2 separate regions of the Homo sapiens genome follow, and region 2 is linked to region 1. Evidence: chromatin loops called from intact Hi-C (ENCODE). Cell type or tissue: heart left ventricle. All regions are shown on one strand.

Region 1 (5,000 bases):
CCGGGACAGATTTTTCAAAGGGTAAAAAAGCCTTTAGCCATTTTTCATCTATGCCTCCCTCATTTTGAAAACAAACTCTGCTAGTTTGTTCTTATTTCTTAATACAATACTTCCCATGCCAAAATTTGGATACATTTTAAATTGGGGTCAATTTGGGCTGTAGAGTCTCTAATGAATTGGTCAGCATGTTCATGCTCTTTGAGAGTCTGCTGCCCTCACTGACCTGCCAGTTCCAATAATCATCCAACTATCCTCCCAACGATTCCTTTCCTGGATATATTAGCAGGGCGAATTTCAATCCACTTTGTTTATTTGTTCACTACGGTATCTTCCATAGAAAAGCTAGGCCTGTGAAATAAAGATTAAACGGGCTAGAAAAGTTTGCGGTGTTATGAATCCTATACTGTGCAGAATTCATAATTCCAGTTTTGCCTAGTAGAAAAAAGCCCAAGATCATAAATATTTCTAAGCAGTCAGGGAAACTGCATTTGCCAAGGCCCTATAAGAAAGCTGATGGTGAACCCAAACAGAATCCTGCCAAATACCTAAAATGTGTTGAAATATATTTTATAATTCCTCCCCCACAATAGTCCACCTTTTGATTTGTGTGATAATCTATTTGGACAGGAGCTATCCACCGTGTGCCTGCTCTTCTTTCCACCTGCTGTTCCATCAGCCGAGGAAAGGGTTGTGCCCAAGGGAGGTGGCTGTCCATTGTTATTCACAATAGCGGTGCCCCTCATGAAATGCTCTGCCAGGATAGATAAATTACCTATTCTTAGACAGAAGTTTTATATATGTGCAATGTTGACTGACTCAGACTCTAATCAAAACTGTTCTCTTGGTTCTCCTCAGTATATTTCTAACTCCTCGGTATATTTCTAACCTATTTCTAACTGGAGAACTTTAGGATATTTGGCAGTACCATGTGTAAGTAAGAGCTTTTGCAGGACTTCCAAGCAAGAGAAGTAACAATGGGTATATGCCTGCAACACATTTCTTTTAGGGGAATATGGCACGAGTGTTTTTGTGGATTATCTGGTTTATATAAGATATGCATTTTAAATAACTAAACCTGTGTTGACATGCTTATACTAGAAAGCAGTGCTGTTAAGGAGCACCTCTATATAGGCAAACCCTATTCAGTGAAGAACCAAATCTGAGCTTTAATCTGAAACCAAATAGAAAAAGTTATTGGAGTCGAAGATGAGGGAGTGGGGTGAAATAAGATTATGTATCAAGCATATTCAAATATAGGATAATATCCTAGGGCCTAGTGGTAGTACCAATAAGAAAAATGTACCTGAGCCAGGTGTGGTGGCTCACGCCTGTAAGTCCTAGCAATTTGGGAGGCCAAGCCTGGGGGATCACTTGAGACCAGTTCAAGACCAGCCTGGGCAACATGGAGAAACCCTGTCTCTACTAAAAATACAAAAATTAGCCAGCTACTCTGGAGACTGAGGCAGGAGAATCGCTTGAACCCGGGAGTTGGAGGTTGCAGTGAGCTGAGGTCATGCAACTGCACTCCAGCCTGGGCGACAGAGCAAGACCCTGTCTCAAAAAAAAAAAAAAAAAAAATTACCAGGGTAACAGAGCAATACCTCTACATAGAGAGGAAAAAACTGGAAAAGACTTGGTAAGTCTATGCCTATACCTAACATTTGTGGAGCAGTTGCTATATGCCAGGTACTGTACAAGATGCATCACAGATATATAAAATCATTTCCTCCTCATATCCACCTCAGGTGGGTAAATTATATCATCTCAAATTTAATGATAAGGAAACGGAGACACAGGCATTCAAGCACATTTCCATGGTCGCAGAGTACATTACTGCAGAGATAGGATTCGAGCCCAGGTAATGTGCCCCCAGATCTCACGCTTGTTTCTATTTCCTGCTTCCCCTAATGACTAAGGCACCCGAGGATTTTTCTTTTTCCACCTTCTCCATATTCATAATTAGACTATATTAAATTTTTTCAGTGGAGGAATGGAAGCATTTTAAAATAAAATAATCTCTTCAGCCTAACACAGACCAATTCCACTTTGAGAAGAGCGATGGTTGCGCCTTGCACCCTCCAGGTGGCGCTTGTGCGCCACTTACAGACAGGAGAGGTTTCAGGGTCGTCGGCAGGGTGGGCTCTTGGTTTTGTTCAAAGGACATTTGAGCATTGTTTCTCTGTCCTCAACAATCCTACTTGAGACACTTGTTGCCATTGTAAGATTTAAAGGCAAATCAGATAAACAAAGAAAGGGCCACGTACCAATCCTAAAGCTGACGTGGAGCAGCCGAAGCCTCCCTTCGCAGAGGTCTGTTAATGGCATCCAGAGAAGACGCGCAGTCACTGTGGGTTCAGACTGCAGATGCTCTTAGCAGGGGTTTCCAGCTGGGCGCCCGTGGCCCTCTGGAAGGTTCTCATTTGGTATCCATCGGAAGGCCTTTTATCGCTTGTTAGTAATGATACAGATTTGTTGTAGAGGCAAGCAATTCTTTCAGTATTTAAGCCTTTGCAATTTTCATTATTTTTTTAAAAAAATGATTTTTTTTTTTGCCCTTTTGCTCCCCTTCCTAACAAAGGAAATTGTTAGGAACTATATTACTAATGTAATTTAGTCAAGGGGTTGTCAAGGAGTTCCATTAGGATTTGGATTGAAAAGGGATTTCTAGGATAAAGCACCGTTTTGCTGTAGATATGATCTTCTGGAAAGGATGGGGCCGGGCAGCCTCGTGAAGTTTGCATTCGTGAACTTTGGGTTCCCGTAATCCTACGGCATGCCTTATCGAGGACAGCCTAGGAGCGAATTGGCAGTAGGTTAGAAAGCATGATTAGAAGAGGGAAAGCTGAAATGGCCTTCATGTCGGCTGTTTTCCTCCACAGGATACTGGGTGATTCCTGTCCTAACCAGATACTGATTACTTAAAGCTTAGCCCGAGAGTTCTTGTCAAAAATGATTTCCGTAGCGTATTTTGACTTGCTGAGGTCTGAAGAACTTTGGGAATTTGTTAGGTGTGGATCTGAACTCCAGGAACCGGTCAGGAGTATTCAGTAAATGAACTCTATCCGTTTGAACAGAATGTCTTAAGCACCTCGTTTTTATCTCATTCACACTTCTCCGAATGTCCTCATCTGACATGGAGAATTATTGGTGGAAAATGTGCGTATTGATAATTCAGACATACGAAAGCAAAAAAGTCCAAAGGACTTATCTTCAAATTGTTTTACACAATATTTCAAGCATGTGCAAAATGGTATAAATATGTTTCAATCTGTAAATTTATGTATTCTTCTAGTATTTCCCCATTATAATTGAATCCTTGTTTTGTAAACATTTCACCTCATCTACAATATACACACTCAAAATATTTAAATTGTTGAAAACTATTTTTAGCATGAATACATTTTCTTCACATAAAATACAAAGGATTAATGTAACATCTAACTCTTTAAAACATTCCACCAAATATTCAACCCTGAATGGTAAGACACAAAAAAGGTGTGTATTTGTGTTTAAAACAGTGGACCGGCCAGGCATAGTGGCTCACACCTGTAATCCCAGCATTTTGGGAGGCTAGGCAGGCGGATCACGAGGTCAGGAGTTTGAGACCAGCCCAGCCATCATGGTGAAACCCCGTCTCTACTAAAAATACAAAAAATTAGCTGAGCATGGTGGCACACGCCTGTAATCCCAGCTACTCGGGAGGCTGAGGCAGGAGAATCGCTTGAACCCAGGAGGCAGCGATTGCAGTGAGCTGAGATCGTGCTATTGCACTCCAACCTCAGCAGCAGAGCAAGACTCCATCTCAAGAAAAAAAAAAAACAGTGGACCATGAGGTATTTATTTTAAATCTCTCTTAGAAGTATAGCTTCCAGTGTTAAATCTATACAATACTTTGTTGTCTCAAATGTTCGGCAGACAAGAAGCAATTCCAATTCTATAAAAAATATAACATTTAAATCAAAGTAATGGGTTTTCTAAAAGTCATTTTATCCTGATTCAGACAGTTAGTATTTGAGAGACTTTTCAAATACCATGGCTGTATAGTATTTTTAAAAAGAAGATTGTATTTTTCTTTTCTTAGCATAGATGCCTATTCATGCCAGAAATCAATAAGCATTATTACAGGAAAATTACTGACCAATTATCAGGTTTTATATGATAATTGTTTAATATGTAATAAAAGCAAATACTATTTTTTTTCCTTTGGAATCAATGCAAAACATTATGATAAACAGAAGAAATAATTCATTTCTAGTCAGTTTGGAAACTCCTTTGTATTTCATTCTTATTTTCCTTTTCACACCTACAAATCCCTGCCATGCACACAGGAAATGCCCGGATGCATGGAAGAAATTAAAATTAGGTCAATTGTGTTCCATCTTGTTAGGTTAGCCAGGCATTCTGTAGATATGGGACATGTTCTGTATTTAACAATTTTGTCCTGTGTCTTGTATTGACTTTGTCAGGATGTGCTGCATGTCCTGTACTAAGCATTTTTTCATTAAATTACAAAAATGTGATAGAGCTATTTTTCAAAATCTAACTGGGGCGAGTCTTGTGCTTGTGTTTGCTCAATTTGGTGACCCTATCCCTTGTAATCCTTTGTTAGAGTCTTTCAGTACTTAGACTCATTTGTGTATTTCTTGAGTTCATTTTCATCAGAAATGATCATTTTCAGAATGAAATGTCACTGGTATAGCTTAGGACAGCTTAATATGCTAAGATGACAGAGTTAGCTGGTATCAGAAGTTATTCTCACCTAACACTCTCTCTTTATTTGAAAAGAATGTTAGTGCTCAATGTTTTTAAAGATTTTCTGTGTTCATTATTATGTCATTCACAGAAACATATATTGGAGATATAATAAAAATGTCATTATTGAGTATCAGAAATTAAGAGTTGTCCAGATAAATATTATGATTTTTATATTAAAAGATCTCTGATGAAAAGAAATAATGAATTAACTCATAAAACAATACCTGAGGAAGAATAGTATGTTA
Region 2 (5,000 bases), 180 kb after region 1:
TCTGGCATCTGAAATTTACTGGATTTTTTTAAAGCAAAGTTTTATTGAGAATGTGGGAAGTGATTATAACCTGTAGCCAAAAACCAGGAGACAAATCTTCAGTTTTTGCAGAGATCCGTTTCTGGGTGGGAATGATCTACTTTATTCTCTTTCCTTTCCCTCCCTCAGAGATGTTGGCTGAGTGCAAATCTGTATGAATACTGAAAAATCCATATTTGCACAAACATCCACAGCCTTACCATAAATGGAAAAATTTGTTCAAGCCAAGTATCATAATCAGAATAAAAGTTATCTCCCTTATGTTTCAGCCATGGTCGAGAAAGACCCTCTGCCCGTCTGAGCATTCGTAGGGATCGACCATTATCTGTCCACTTAAACCTGGGCCAGAAAGGGTAAGCACCACATTTGCCTTCGTATAATTTGTTGAAAGATGGTATTATGTGAAATTTGCTAACAAAGTCTTCCTCTTTTGGCTTCTCTTCACAGTAACCGGAAAACTTCTTGGTAAGAGAGAGAACACATTAATTACTATATTATCTGCCTTTGAAATATGAGTCAGAATAGTTATGGCACTTTCCCTTTTCTGCAGTAACTCTTTTCTGTTTGTTTCATTTTTAATTACAGTCCAATAAAAATAAATCAGTTTGAAGGGCATTTCATGAAGCTACAGGCTGACTCCAACTACCTTCTATCCAAGGAATACGAGGTACAACTCAGGCAGAATGAAGCTTCAGCATCCCTAGTTCTTAGCAGAATTTCCTTCCTAATGTTTACTGTGTCATCATAGGCTGATTGAGCTCAGAAGTTAGGAGGCTGCTTAGAATCTCAGCTGAGCACTCTTTTATGCCTAAACTATGCCCTGAATAGAATATACCATCTAATCTTAGAGGCCAGCTTGAGCTCCAGAATAACACAGCAAACCAAGGGCTACCTGGATCAGATAGTAAGGAAGAATTAACAAATCTCAAATGCAGACCTAAAGCTGTCAGATATTCAGCCTGGCCATTTGCTTGGCTGGAAGATGCCGTGGTTTCGCAAAAAGCACGTAGCTTTTGGAACTGATTCTCAGGTTTGCCACTTGGGTGACCTGGGGCACATCAGTTATCCTGACTGAGCCTCACCTGTAAAATAGTGAGACCACCACCTCCCTTGTGGGGCTGTTGTGGGGATCAGGGCTAATGCATGTTGAGTACTAGGCATTCATAAACAATAGCTAGTGTATATATTTTCATGTTATTATGTTATCTCCAGGACTGTATGATTTGCTTTATTCTATTTCATATTCTCCACTTACAAACTCATATTTGACCTAACAGGAGTTAAAAGACGTGGGCCGAAACCAGTCATGTGACATTGCACTCTTGCCGGAGAATAGAGGGAAAAATCGATACAACAATATATTGCCCTGTAAGTTTTGTGTCAAAATTTGTAATACTGTCTTCCTCTAGCCATTTCTGCATTTTTCTCCAAAAATGAAATGAGGCTAAAGAAATATAATATAGCTCGATATGGACAATCTCAAGCTCTGAATGCCTTTAATAAGAAATAGCTTGTATATTCCTGCACTTCCCTCCAGAGGGATAATAGCCAGTTTAAATTCTGATTATGAAAGTCCTCTTATGCTGTTGACATTTCCCCATGTGATGCTATTGCTTCTCTTTGGAGGCTAAGCAGTAAATGGGGTTAACAGCAAGGGCTCTGACATCAAGCAGACCTGGGTTTGCTTAGCAAAGTCTTCGGTTAGCAATTTCTACTTAAATTTCCTTACCCCATTAGGTAAAGCAATAGAAGGTAGGTTTTCTGGATTGTATTCATTCCAGCAGTGAAAGGGAGCTGGCCACTCCATCAGGCAAATGTGGTAATGTCAGAAAGGGAAGCACAGATGGGGCTTCATGTTGTCTCCTGTGTCTGACTGGTTATAGGCCACCTATGCAACATGGGGCAAGTTAGTTATCCTGCCTGAGCCTCATCTGCAAAATGGAGATAAGATCACTTCCCATCTGTGGCTGTTGTGGGGATCAGAGCTAAGGCACATCACACACATCACATAAACTGTAGAAAAGTCACTCCAAGACTCAGCAGCAAATCTCTCCTTCCAGATGATGCCACGCGAGTGAAGCTCTCCAATGTAGATGATGATCCTTGCTCTGACTACATCAATGCCAGCTACATCCCTGTAAGTGACCCACTAGGCCATAGTGTTCAGGATGAGGCTTTGGTGGGTGGCTACACTGGAGATGCCACTCCTCCATGTTCCTGTTATTCTTAGGTCTGGAAACACCTGTAGATTTCAGAAGAGCACATCTGAATGCCATAAAAAAAATGGGGTATCCAATTCAGTTCCTGCTACGCCACATTTTTCACAATGGCTATAGTCAAATGAAATTATGAGCCCAAGATGCATTTTCATAGATCATCTACTCTCTGCAGTCCTTAACCAAGATGAGAGCTTCCTAAGGAAGATGGACCTCCCCTGCTAAAGCTGCCTAGCTAGAGAAGCTGATCCCATGTTATTTGGAATCTTCACAACCACAGACACAACTCAAAGGTTATATCAAATCTTTGGGCTCTGGTTTTGGTTAGCATCTTGCCACCTTCCTATGGCATACTGCAGTGGAAAAAGCTTTCGGGTCAAACAAATCTAGGTTTGAATCCCACTTCTGCCCCTTGTTGATTCTGTGACCTTGGGCACATTATGTCACCTTTTTGGGCCTCCATTTTCTTTTCCAAAAACTGATGATAATAATATTTACCTCATACCTCAAGCAACCATCCATTCACTCAATAAACACTTAGAAATTAAGTGCTAACTGAGCTGTTTACAGGCATGGGATAAGATGGAATCCTGACCCTAAAGGAACTCTCAGAAGAGTTGAGGCAAGAAAAGGCAATGGCATGGGAAACCTGCCACAGCAGTGCCTCTCCTACATTGAAAGATGTCTGCGCCATCTGAGGATCTTGTGAAAAGGCAGATTCTGATCCATCAGGGCTGAGGCAGGGCCTGGGAATCTGTATTTCTTTCTTTTTTTTTTTTTTTTTTTTTTTTGAGATGGTCTTGCTCTGTCTGCCAGGCTGTAGTGCAGTGGCGCGATCTCTGCTCACTGCAAGCTCCGCCTCCCGGGTTCACGCCATTCTCCTGCCTCAGCCGCCCGAGTAGCTGAGACTACAGGCACCTGCCACCACGCCTGGCTAATATTTTTTTGTATTTTTAGTAGAGACGGGGTTTCACCGTGTTAGCCAGGAAGATCTCCATCTCCTGACCTCATGATCCGCCCGCCTTGGCCTCCCAAAGTGCTGGGATTACAGGGGTGAGCCACTGCGCCCGGCCGAGTCTGCATTTCTGACAAGCCTCTTGGTGATTTCAGTGCTGCTGGTCTGAGAACGGCACTCAGTAGCGAGAGGCTAGAGATTGCCATGGGGCATCTTGGAGAATATCCCCCAGCAGAGAGAAAGATAAAAGAAGGCTCAGCCAAGCAGGCACCATGCTGAGGATAAGTAAGGATTGGTCAGATGAGAAGCAGTGTTTGGGTGGGCGGGGGTGGCGATGGCAGAGGTGACATAATGTGGAGACCCTGAGGAAAGGCAAAGAGAAAGAGCTTCGATTAGAATTGACAAGGAATTGCTGTCATTGCCGGAGTGCAGAAGGAGTAGATGAAAATATCCCGCTCTTGGACTGTGGTTTGGATTAAATAAGTCCTGACCTGCGACACATTAGATGGTAGACGCTCAGTCAACAGTTTCTCTTCCGTGATGCTTCCTGTGGATGATATATCTTACCAAATTATTCTGACATTGATTATCCAAAATGACTAACACTCTTCTACATTAAATAGGGAAAGAGCCTGATTACAGTCCCTCCAACAGTCTACACAAATACCCCCCAACACACACATATAATTGAGGGTGAAGTGTTTTCTAGATCATTGCCTAAGTCCCCCATTTGCTTTCAGAATAGACCCAGGCAAGTAAAAGGGAATGTGGCTCTTAACACTAGTTCAATGTTCTGACCTTTGTCCTTCCTGCTCCCAAGCATTGACACTTGTGTTAGTATCTTTTTCTGAAGTCAGAGACTTGGCAGAGACCTCCCTATCATCTAATCTGAAGAACTCTTTGTTTATAGTTCTGAAGAGGCCCATTGTTTCTGACTCTCCATATTGTAAATTCATTGCAGGGCAACAACTTCAGAAGAGAATACATTGTCACTCAGGGACCGCTTCCTGGCACCAAGGATGACTTCTGGAAAATGGTGTGGGAACAAAACGTTCACAACATCGTCATGGTGACCCAGTGTGTTGAGAAGGGCCGAGTGAGTAAACAGCCTTCCTGGCATCAAAGCTTTGCTTTCTGCCACCTGGATAGAATTCTGCCCCATCATCAAAGTGAAACCCCGCAAAACAACGTAGGGATCATGTGAGAGCATTGTTAGTGACTTATACCACTCTGTTCAAAAGACTCTAATAGTAAACCCAAGTGATGCCTGATTCTGATTCTGGGTCTGAAGTTCCAGTCAAAGCTGTTTCCATTTGAGGACTGGGATTAGTGGCAGTGCCCATTACACCAAAAATTACCTGGCCACTTGGCTACTCCATTCTTCAGTGTCTGGCTGGAGGAGAGACCCTGCCAGAGTCACTGGACCTGCCCCTCATCCCAGGAAAGGAGAAGTGAGTTGTAGACTGTGTTGGCAGACACAAAGTAAAATAATAATCCAGACAAATCAACCAAACCCCCTTGTAATGCACTTACCATCCTCTACTTTATATGGTTATTTTGAGGATTAAAAGATTGAGGATTAAAAGAGAGATTACGTATAAAGTGCCTAGTATCTGCGCTCAGTAAACATATGCTTACATTCCTCTTCCCCTTGTCTGTATACATGTAAAGGCGAGCTTAGCTAAACGTTCTAACTTCTCAAAGATCTCTTGGCACACGGCCCACGTTAGGACAGTGACATAAAAATATGAACGAAGAAGGGCCAGGAAGACAGTGCCTTCCTCTACCCA

Evidence for each region. Hi-C counts contacts between places; a loop is a spot of excess contacts. Peaks named below come from ENCODE experiments on the same cell type or tissue, not always from the same donor. Only the 100,000 strongest peaks of a DNase experiment are listed, where the experiment ranks them.
Region 2: a loop joins it to region 1, with 5 times the contacts of the local background. A loop is called at or near these places in 5 of 110 quality-filtered maps.

The regions. Positions count from the first base shown.
Region 1 is chr12:70,717,088-70,722,087 of GRCh38, reverse strand. The region is part of intron 6 of PTPRR (protein tyrosine phosphatase receptor type R); the gene reads left to right. LOC124902960 (a long non-coding RNA gene) reads right to left here and starts at 2,892. Exons shown (of 2, transcript XR_007063361.1): 1 at 2,265-2,892. In heart left ventricle, a CTCF peak has its summit at 2,082 (motif pointing right); a DNase peak (open chromatin) is centred at 2,097; H3K4me3 peaks cover 990 bases; H3K27ac peaks cover 2,308 bases.
Region 2 is chr12:70,535,331-70,540,330 of GRCh38, reverse strand. It overlaps PTPRB (protein tyrosine phosphatase receptor type B), which reads left to right. Exons shown (of 34, transcript NM_001109754.4): 24 at 309-392; 25 at 487-504; 26 at 625-706; 27 at 1,317-1,407; 28 at 2,100-2,176; 29 at 4,172-4,306. The region is part of intron 6 of PTPRB-AS1 (PTPRB antisense RNA 1); the gene reads right to left. Among named protein-coding and RNA genes, the nearest start is that of PTPRB-AS1, 70 kb to the right of the region's middle. In heart left ventricle, no CTCF peak of the experiment used is centred here; no DNase peak of the experiment used is centred here; H3K27ac peaks cover 1,501 bases.